Regions from separate parts of the Mus musculus genome. Here region 1 is linked to region 2. Evidence: chromatin loops called from intact Hi-C (ENCODE). Cell type or tissue: heart. All regions are shown on one strand. Links, peaks and the distances in the headings refer to the core of each region. The heading gives the core; the rest is flanking DNA.

Region 1 (5,375 bases), core at 316-5,315, 250 kb before region 2:
GGACCAAATCTGGACTCTACGTGTTAGCATTCTATCTAAGCTCCACTCCACAGTTACTTGGCAACAGCCGGGGAGGCCTGACCCACTATAAAAGGGGCTGCTTGCCCCCTCCTCCTTCTCTTCCTCTCTTGCCCTCTTGCCTGCTCTTGCTCTTCCTTTCTTGCTCCCAGCTCTGTCCCCTCCCCCCTTCCCCATCCCCTTCCCCCATCTCTCCACATGTTCATGGCTGGCTTCTCCCCTCTCCCCTCTCCCCTCTTGCCTGTCCCCTCTCCCCTCTCCTCTCCTCTCCCCTCTCCTCCCCTTTCCCTCTTCCCCTCTCCTCTCCTCTCCCCTCTCCTCTCCTCTCCCCTCTCCCCCCCCTTTCCCTTTTCCCCTCTCCCCTCTTCTTCCCTCTCCCCTTCCCATACCCTGAATAAACTCTATTCTATACTATATGTGGTTGGTCCCTCAGGGGAAGGGATGTCTCAGCATGGGCCACGGAGGCACCTGCTTTCCCCATACCTCACCACACCTCCATAGAACATAACCACCCTCTCTTTATCTTTTAAGAAACACATCACTACCGTTTGTCCTTGTCATAAACAAGAGATCTGGGGCTATGCCTTTGTTTCCCTCTCTGTCAATTCTATACCCACTCTATGGATTCCTCACAGCTAAGATGGATGGTAAAGGCTTGGCAGAAGCTAGGGTTAATGAGTGACCGACTCAGTCTAGGATATGTTCTAGCAATTGCCTTCTCTACTAGACTGTAGGCCACCGGACCTTAGTGATCCCCAGATCCGGACACTATGTTACAACAAGGAAGTGCCAGTAGTGAGATTGGGAGCAGTAGAGAGCCTTGTACTCAGGACCACTTAAGGTGGAGAAAGGAAAGGCAAAGATGCCCCTGGGGAGCTATCAGGGAAGCACCTAGCAGAAGACCCCACCCACTTAGCTGGGCTAACAAGCCCAACCCTTGAAAGCATTGTGACCTCTTGCTGAGCCTAGGAAGGAAAACTAAAACACAAACTTGAGTTTCAAGAATACAGGCTCTGGAGTCTGTCCATGTGAAGGCTTAAGGGATGGGATTCTGTGTGGCTCCCTGGATTCCTGGAGGAAACCTTAGGGTCTTGCTGGGAGAACCAGTGTTAAAGACACTAACAAGAACTTTCTGGGGTAGCTGTGTGGCTGTGATAGAGAAGCCAGTATGAGACGGGCAGGACTGGGAGGTCTCCAGAGACAAATCCCTGCCCTTTCCCCACAGCTTTGAGTTCCAGGACAAAGCTTAAGAGATTTAGAAATTGCAGGTCTCCAGAGCTATAGGGGTGGTACCCCCAAGACACACACACATACACACACACATAAACACATACACACACACACACACACACACACACACACACACACACACACACCAAGCATCACTCCTGGGACCAGCAGCAAGCAAAGATTCACCCTGGGACCATAGCCAGAGAGTAGGTAGTCAAACTAGCCTTGGAATGTGCAGACCAACATGGAAGCCCTGGGGGAGTGGGGCGGGTGCCTTCTTTCCCAGATCTCACCTCTCAGCTTGGTGCAGGACACCCAGTAGACAAGCAGAGGCAAAGTTCTGGGCCAAGCGAAATCGAGGGAATCTGGCCAGGGGGTTAGGGGGAGCCCTAAGTGAACCTTCACTCTCCAGCTTGGAGCCTCTGGAAATCCTGGGTGTTTGAGGGCTTACCCTAAACACTACTGGGATTTGTGCTGTAGCAACAGAGAAGGCAGCTGGCTGACAGCTGAAGTTGAGTGAAGCACCTGATGCGAAAGAAGTTGTTTTCTTCTATCCAAGAACCTCGAGATGTTCATTGCTACAAAGGGAATGGGTGGATCAAGCTACACTCTGAGGAACAGGCTGCAAACTGAGATGTGTTGAAACACACAAAGTCTGCATTGAGACACCTAACCCTCCTCTACTAGATCTAGGCAGACTAAAAGAACTCTGGGGCTAGGAATAATAACTGAAGGGAAGGAGCAAGCACCAAGGCAAACTAGCCTCATTCAGGCAGCCAGTTTCTCTCCAAATTCATCTCAACTCCCTCTTGAGGCCTCTTCTGTCTGAGGAGAGCAGAGTGGCTCTCCTCAGAACTGGGGCTCAAAGTGTAAAATATCAATCAATACAAGAATACAATCAATACAAGAATACTTAGGGTGCTTCACTTTAGACCAAAGTAGAGAAATCCGTTGGCTATTTCTTACAAAGCAATGAGACAATTTGGATGAACCTAGATTTTGGCGGGTGGGGGTGGGGTGGCTCATGCCTGTAATCCCAGCACTCAGGAACTCAGATGTAGACAGGAGGATGGTTGTGAATTTGAAGCCAGGTTCGTCTACACAGCAAGTTCCAGACTAGCCAGCACAGCGTCCTGAGATTGTGCCTCAAGAAAACAAAATTAGTAAATGGAACAAGATGTAGATTTGTGTCTGGCTTATCAGGACACTTCAAGCCTAGGTCCCCCCCCCCCCCCCAGCTATAGGTCTCTCTCCTTCCCCTTGCAGCTTTTCCCCTCTCTAGGCTCAGAGCTGCATCCACTTCCCAGGCTACAGGGCACTCATCTTGTGTCCAAGATAAAAGAGGGCCCAGGTCCTATTTATTCCAGAATGATGCTGTTTTATAAATCTCACCTGAGTTTACACTGTTTCTGGGGATTGAGAAAGAAATAGAATGCAGAAAACTTTCCACCACCAGTATGCCTTCAGGACAGGCTTGATTGGCAACAAAGGGGCAGAGAAAGCGCAATCAGATTTTTAATTCTGATTCTGATTTTTAATTTTAATTTTGATTGGTTTTTTTCCTTTTATTAGGGCAAAACAGCTACTCGTGTGGTGTCAGAGCACAGGGACTTGAAATCGAGTCGCTAAAAGGCAATCTGGATTAAAAACCTTGAGATACCGTTGATGCACATAAAAGGGGCAGGAAGCAGTTTAAAGTCAATACAGTAGGGAGGGTCTGGTCTGGTGCAGGCGAGTCCCACCAGGGAGCGTTTCTAATAAAACTCATTCTTCCCCATTCTCTAGGCCTTCCTTAGCCAAGTGGCTGAGAACTAAATCCAGGCAGACTGGAAGGCGCATTACCTGCCTCATTATTCCGCTGTGTGAATGCTGGAGTTTTAATTACACACTTGCTTTTTCTGGGGAAGACCAAAGATCGTATTTTTTAAAGTATCAACTTGTTTTCCATTAGGCAGTTGTTGTAACAAGTTCTTTCAGTGACATGTTATGTCTTTAGGAAGGGATGCTTCAGATGGCGCGCACTAGCACAATTTTGTGGCTTTTAATTACTATTTTGTTCTTTTGGGGGGTTTCAGAGGCTGGCGCCTGGGCGTGATTAGACTGTCTACCAGGCCTGTAACAACCTCCTACACTGTCCACCAGGTGGCGCCACAAAGCAGGCGCTACCGCAATCTTCAAACTTGAGAGTCCATCACTGCGCTGAGTCCATCCATCACCCTTCTTTTGAAAATCCCAACCACCAGAGAGGGGAACTCATCACTTGGAAAAGAAAGAAAGAAAGAAAGAAAGAAAGAAAGAAAGAAAGAAAGAAAGAAAGAAAGAAAGAAAGAAAGAAAGAAAGAAAGAAAGAAAGAAAGAGAGAGAGAGAGAGAGAGAGAGGAAGGAAGGAAGGAAGAAAGAAAGAAAGAAAGAAAGAAAGAAAGAAAGAAAGAAAGAAAGAAAGAAAGAAAGAAAGAAAGAAGAAAAATAAAAATAAAGAAAGAAACCTAGAGAAAGAAATTACAACAGTGGAGTAAGATCCTAGAACACGAAAATGTAAAATAAAGTAGACAAAATAAAACTTCTTATATTTATTGTTTATATCAAGAAAACGTGTGATAATGAATCTTGATAAATCTCTAATATTACTTCAGTATCTCTTTTTTTTTTTCATTCCCCTTTTCATAAAAACACCAATGCAAACGACTTTGAAGGCTGTCTAGTCTGGCCTACCTTTCCCAAGGAGGGAACCTCAGAATCAGTTTCCAGCTAGTGGCTCAGATGTGCGTCATTACTAGAGACCTTTATGTGTATGAGGAAAAGTGATTTCAAATACATTACTAGTAATAATACCTTTGGGCTTATAGAGCTCTTCTCTCAAGCAAAAAGGAAAAACGTTAAACATTATCCAATTAATTGTCGTAATATCTCTGTGGGTAGTTTGGGAAGCATAGGTTATTATACGCGGTTTATGGATAATTTAAATCAATTGCCCGTCAGGTGCAAAGTGGCTGACAAGAGTAGTGCGAGCCAGGCACCTCGAGGAAAAGTATCTGGAGAAAAAGGAGACAGAGCTGGCTCGGCCCTCTTCCTGGCTTTATTTGATTAAGGCGAAGTTGGACAAGAGATGTAAATCGTTAGACTTGGCTCTTGAAAGCAGAGTAAGGTGGGAGACCCCATTTCTTTCCCGGAGCCTTATGTCCTGTTGCGGGCCATCCCGCACCCTATCCAGCTCCAGATCGGGTACCCACTTTCTGCAGTGCTTGTACACGCACCCACCGCGGCCGCCTTGCCCGCCACGTGACACGCGGGTCCCGGGGCCGCCCGGTCGCGGACTCCCGGCGCCCCGCGGCTCATTCCTTCTGATTGGCTGTTGCTAGGTGACGTTGCCCGCGGTCACGTGATAAGTGTTAAATGCCCACCCTGCAGGAGCCTGCCCGGCAGACAATCGTAAAGCTGCTCGGGGGTCGCTCACCTGCTCCCGCCTCCTGGAGCCCCTACCGGGTCTGACCGCTCTTGCCCCCTCCATTGCCCGCCCCCCGCCCGAGCCGGGCCAGGAGCCGAGAGGTCCGAGAGGCCCGGGAAGGATGCGGCCAGCAGCTGCGGTCCCGAGCCACGCACGGTGATCGCCTCCTCCAGGGGAGGAGGCGCCTAGACCGTAGCCTCATTTCTTGTTTTCCTCTCCCTCCCCCTCCCCGTAATTACATTGGTTGCTGGAAGGGACCCGGAGAGATAGACAGAGGAGGCGCCTCGCATCCCCCTCTCGCCCGCCACCCGTGCTCTTTCCTGTCCCGGGTCAGGATGACTGGAGTCTTTGACAGTCTGGTGGCTGATATGCACTCGACCCAGATCACCGCCTCCAGCACGTACCACCAGCACCAGCAGCCCCCGAGCGGTGCGGGCGCCGGCCCTGGCGGCAACAGCAACAGCAGCAGCAGCAACAGCAGCCTGCACAAGCCCCAGGAGTCGCCAACCCTCCCGGTGTCCACGGCTACGGACAGCAGCTACTACACCAACCAGCAGCACCCGGCGGGCGGCGGCGGCGGGGGGGCCTCGCCCTACGCGCACATGGGCTCCTACCAGTACCACGCCAGCGGCCTCAACAATGTCTCCTACTCCGCCAAAAGCAGCTACGACCTGGGCTACAC
Region 2 (5,375 bases), core at 216-5,215:
CAGACACTTGCTGGAAAATTGACTTCAGATATTCCTGTTCTCCCAAATTGTTATGTGTTGTTGGCAGAAGCTTTCTCCCCACTGGGTTGACATGCTACGTGAAGCAGCTCGGTGTAGGCTTGGTTCCTTAGCTGACACAATCCCATTCTACGTTTAACACAAACAAACAAATAAATGAATAAATAATAAATAAATAACAAACCTCAGTTCAAATGAAATCTCACATTCTTGAGGGAGCCAGTTAAAAGCATTTAAGGATCTCAACTTCATTCTGCTTGGAAAACCACTTAATTAGCCTCATTAACTATCAGCCATACCCTTATCAGGTTAACCTTATCAGGCTAACTTATTAACCGTATCGGGTCCCAACCTTAAGGGAGAAGTGCCTTTGCCCTTGGGCCTCTTTGCTCACAGTAGGTGATTGTCAGACCTGAATATTTTCCTTTAGCCTAAATGCTAAAAACTCAGTGCATAGTCATTATAGGGATGACAGTTCTAGGGACACTGCACTTATGAATATTCATGATGTGAAACCTATAGCATTAATTACATTAATTTGCATAGCTGACTACAAGGGAATCATAAGTTGTAATGATAACTAAGCCTTAAGAAGGAACATCCCGGTAACCCTATACAGGTATGTTTTCTTACAAATGCTGTTTAATGGGAATGAAGGTGACATTTCTGTCAAAAGGCATTCGGGTATTTATAGTTCGAGGTGTTGTTGTAGCTAAGAGTTAAAGCACAGAATAATCCTTCAGTTTTCATAGGATTTTGCAGGGCTTATAAACATTCTTTGAAGAAAGAGAGTTGAAAGAAAAATCTGTATTAGTGAATGAAGGAGAAACCTCCCATGTGAATAAGAGAATTCGTGGTCCCTTGATGGCTCTTTGGATCAGAGACCTATTATTTTACGAAAAGAACCTTTGTGTGTGTGTGTGTGTGTGTGTGTGTGTGTGTGTGTGTAAGATCGGGTTTAGCTTTGGATCCAATGTCTGTTTGCCTTAAGTTTACTTTTTAAAATTTTTATTTTTATTTTATGTTTATGGGTGTTTTGCCTGTCTGTGTGTGTGTCTGTATGTGTATGTGTGTGTGTGTGTGTGTGTGTGAGTGTGAGTGTGTGTAAACATGCATGCAGCTTGTGGAGGCCACAAAAGAACACTCCTGGAAATTGAGTATTAGGTCACTGTGAGCCACCACGTGGGTGCTGGGGACTGAAGCTGAGTCCTCTGGAGAAGCAGCCAGTCCTAACCATTTAGCCATCTCTCAGCCCTTGGCTTTGAACTCTTGACCTACTGGCTTCTGCCTCCTGAGTAGGTTCCATTACAGGTGTGCACCACCATGCTTAGCTTTAGTCTAGATATTTTAATTCAACTTTGTTTTCTTGAGATAAAAGTCCCTGTAACCCAGATGGGCCTTGAATTTACCGTGTAACTGAGGATGCCCTTGAACTTGTGAAACTCCCTCCGTTCCCTTAGAGCTAGAATTCATGTCTGGCTCGCCATGTCCAGATAATAGCTTTATTATTATTTTTAGTTGTGTCAATTATTACTCTGTGTGTGTGTGTGTGTGTGTGTGTGTGTGTGTGTGTGTGTGTACAGGTGCACATGTGTGGAGCTCAGAGGACACCTTTCAGGAGTAACTTCTCTCCTTTCACCGTGAATTCTGGGGATCAAATTCAGGTCTTCAGACATGCACAGCATGCACTTTAGCTACTGAACTACCTCACCAGCCATCACTGCCACCTCCTCCTCCTCTTCCCCCTTTTCCTCTTCCTCCTCCTGCTCTTCTTCATTTTGAAAAGTTCATTTTAACAAAGTAGGTATTTTACTCCTTTGTTCCAATCTGCTTATAGAGCATATCAGATATTTCCATACCGAAAGTACTTAGTTCTGGACTGGCACATTCATGTAGACGGGTCACTCCAGGCGCAGGACTATGGGACAGCATCTGATCTGCAACCAGATTTATTTCTTTGTTTTATTTTACTAGTATCAGATTTTGTTAGAACTGTGAATATGGACAGGACAATAGTTCGAGATTTTAGACGTGATCAGTCTTCTCTGGTCCGGAACTCACAGAGATCTGTCTACCTCTGTCTCTTGAGTGTTGAGACTAAAGGTTTCCTCAGCGCACCGAACAATTTTGATATATTTCTAAAAGCAAGACGTTTTGATATGGGCAGTGCATGCCTGGGATCCCAACACTTGAGAATCAGAAGGATCAGTAATTTAAGAATATCCTCAGCCAGATAGCGATTTCAAGGCCAGGCTAGGATCTGAGACTTTGTCACACACACACACACACACACACACACACACAGACACACACACACACACACACACTAAAGGATTGGTGACATGGCTCATCTTGTAAAGGCACTTGCCACCAAACCTGACACCCTGAGTTTGATCCTCATAACCTGCACGGTAGAAAACACTGATTGTAGAAAGTTGTCTCCTGTCCTCCACATGTGAGCTATGGCTGCATATACCTCCCTACCTCAGTGCACATACAGTGAATGAGTGAGTGATTGAATGTTAAAAACAGCAAAATATTTTAAAAAATGTTAACTTGAAGAGGAGCAAATGTTATATGCTGGCACATTTGCTTACTTAAGAGTTTTGTTTCTGGGAGGGCTTGAAATGGGTCTCAGTGATACAGGGCTTGTCCAGCTCCCATAAGGCTGGGTGTTCAATCCCCAGTACTGCAAAAGCAAGCATACCAACACAAACCTTTCAAGGATAATAATGTATCCCCTACAACAGTCCATATGTGAAAATTAGGGAAAAACTACTCTATGTTTTGCTGGGTACGTTGTTACTGCTTTTTTTTTTTTAATCTATTTTATGCTTTTGAGTGTGTGGAGGGCATATATATCTGTGTACCACATGCAAACTTAGTGCTTTTGGAGGGCAGAAGAGGGCATTGAATCCTCTGGAACTGAACTTACAGGTGATAGTGCACCACCATGAGGATGCTGGGAGCCCAAACAGGGTCCTCTGCAAGAGCAGTCAGTGCTCTTAATTTCTGGGCCATTTCTCTCCAGCCCTGGGGTGTTTCTCTTTAAAAAACAAAGAAACAAAGAAACAATAAAACCCCACTGTTTTCTTTCAGGTATAGATTTTCTTCTTCTTTTTTTTTTTTTTCTTTTCTTTCTTTCTTTTTTTTTTTTTTTTTTTTTTTGTAGTTGCAAAACACATTTTCAGACTTTTCTATTTTCTTCTTCCCCCTCAGCAATCTCCTGGCTTGGGCAGACCTATCTGGCTCCAGATTGCCGAGTCTGCATACAGGTTCACTCTGGGCTCAGTTGCTGGAGGTGAGTGGAATATCTGTGGCTGCTTCAGGCTGGTTTTGCTGTAACATTATCCCAGCAGATGGGACAGCTCAGCAAAGGTGCAGTTCACTGTTCCTGGGGGTCAGGACTGTGAGGCTTTCAGAAGATTCTTTATTTCTACCTGTGATCAGAGGGCTTGTCATAGCATGGCTGCGGCCCTCTGGCTCCAGCCTGTCTTGAGCGTAAAACCTCTGTAATAATGGGAGAGTCTGGAGTGCACTGCTGTACTCCCCCTCTGTAATCACATCAGGTAAGGCCAGCGTGAAAAATGGAGATGAGAAAACTGAGTGTATGGGGTCAGGCTAGGGGCAGGGTAGAAGCCAAGATCTGAGATGCAAACTGAGAAACTCATAAAATAAAACAAAAATCCACAGAGAATCACAGCGTCTGGCTTGTGATTTTTCTTTCCTTTTTCTGGCTTAAGAGTATCCAGATATGTTGTTTATTTGCTAAAAAGAATCCCTCCTCCCCTCTCTGCTCATAGAGAGTCCATTAAAAAGCTTTCTATTTGTGTGTGTGTGTGTGTGTGTGTGTGTGTGCGCGCACGCGCGCACACGGGTCACTTCGGGCATGTTAAGATCAGAGGGCAACTTGGCCAGAGTTGGCTCTCTCCTTCCACGGTGTGGGGTCCAGGGATTAAACTCAGGTTGTCACACTTGATGACAAGCACCTTTGCCTGCTGAGCCACCTCACCAGCCTGAGACTATTTTTACTTAAATTATCTACAGAGAAAATGTATAGAACTTGAAATCACTTAGTTGAGAAGAACCTCCAAAAATATTTAAACACTCCTGAGTTTTCAAAACTAGCTGGAACTGGTGCCCAGTAATTTTTTTTTTCAGCCTCAGTTTTAGAAGGTGCCAAGAACATACTGCTTTCAGCAGCCAAAAAATAGAACACTCTAAGTCCTGTGAATTACTTCAGTTCCCAAGGAATTCTCTAGCATGACTTTAGGCTTTTGTTTGATTGACTTTCAACCAAATTCTATACATGGGGATAGGATCGTGTCAAGGACTCCTCCCCCAAAGGATGGGTGTTGCTTAGATTTGCCAAAATGCTTCAGTGAATTAAACTTTAAAATCACAACCTCTTAGCTTCCTTAGCGTCACTTCATAGTTGTGAAGAAGGAGCAGGTGAAATATTTAGGCGTTTAATAGAAAATGTAAAGAAGTGATACAGGTGGGCTGTGGTTGCACATGCCTGTAATCCCAGCAGAGGTGGGCTCATCTCTGTGAGTTCAAGGCCAGTATGGCCTACAGAGTGGGTTCTAGGAGAGCTGGGGCCAGAGAAACCCTGTCTAGAAAAAGAAACCAACAAACAAAACAAACAAAAGAAAGAGAAAGAAAGAATAAAGAGAAATGGTATCCATACATAATTGTTTTATGTCACTTAATGAAACTGAGAGCTGGTGTTCTAAGGTTGGTTGGCAATGATTTGAAACTCACTCTCTTAACTCACACATAAGACATCAAAGATTTTTTTTTTTTGGACATGCTAGGTAAACACTCTACCACTGATTGTTGTCCCTTAAGCAGACCCGGTTGCTTGCCATTCCACCATCTTTTGGCTCTACTAATAAGAGAAGGAAACCTGTAAATAAGATGAGAGCCTTCCGTGAGACTAGATGCTGTGTTCTATGTTTCGCCTATGGAGATGAGATCTGATGCCTCAGGGACGCTCCATCTAATTGTGTTCTTTTGTTAAACCTAAAAATTGTTCTATTTGTAGCTGTGGGGGCCACTGCGGTGTACCCCATAGACCTGGTGAAGACCCGGATGCAAAACCAGCGTGGTACGGGCTCTGTGGTCGGGGAGCTGATGTATAAAAACAGCTTCGACTGTTTTAAGAAAGTGTTGCGCTACGAGGGTTTCTTTGGACTGTACCGAGGTGAGTACGCGCAGCTCAGCCGCCGACGTTGGTGATTTTTTTGTGTCACCATCAGCAGATTTTAACTCACTCGTTATAAAGACTGATAAGGGCAGTTTCTTTTCCTTCCCGCCCCTCCTTTTGCTCCTTTTCCTGTGTTGTGTTCTTTCTG

Evidence for each region. Peaks named below come from ENCODE experiments on the same cell type or tissue, not always from the same donor. Only the 100,000 strongest peaks of a DNase experiment are listed, where the experiment ranks them.
Region 1: a loop joins it to region 2, with 4 times the contacts of the local background. A loop is called at or near these places in 3 of 42 quality-filtered maps.

What each region holds. Positions count from the first base shown.
Region 1 is chr2:71,546,046-71,551,420 of GRCm38, reverse strand. It overlaps Dlx2 (distal-less homeobox 2), which reads left to right and starts at 4,667. Exons shown (of 3, transcript NM_010054.2): 1 at 4,667-5,375. The coding sequence starts at 5,029. In heart, for the core only: a CTCF peak has its summit at 3,372 (motif pointing right); DNase peaks (open chromatin) are centred at 3,390 and 5,250; H3K4me3 peaks cover 1,133 bases; H3K27ac peaks cover 641 bases; H3K27me3 peaks cover 4,513 bases.
Region 2 is chr2:71,296,514-71,301,888 of GRCm38, reverse strand. It overlaps Slc25a12 (solute carrier family 25 (mitochondrial carrier, Aralar), member 12), which reads left to right. Exons shown (of 18, transcript NM_172436.4): 10 at 3,238-3,319; 11 at 5,066-5,224. Among named protein-coding and RNA genes, the nearest start is that of Slc25a12, 69 kb to the left of the region's middle. In heart, for the core only: a CTCF peak has its summit at 2,958 (motif pointing right); no DNase peak of the experiment used is centred there.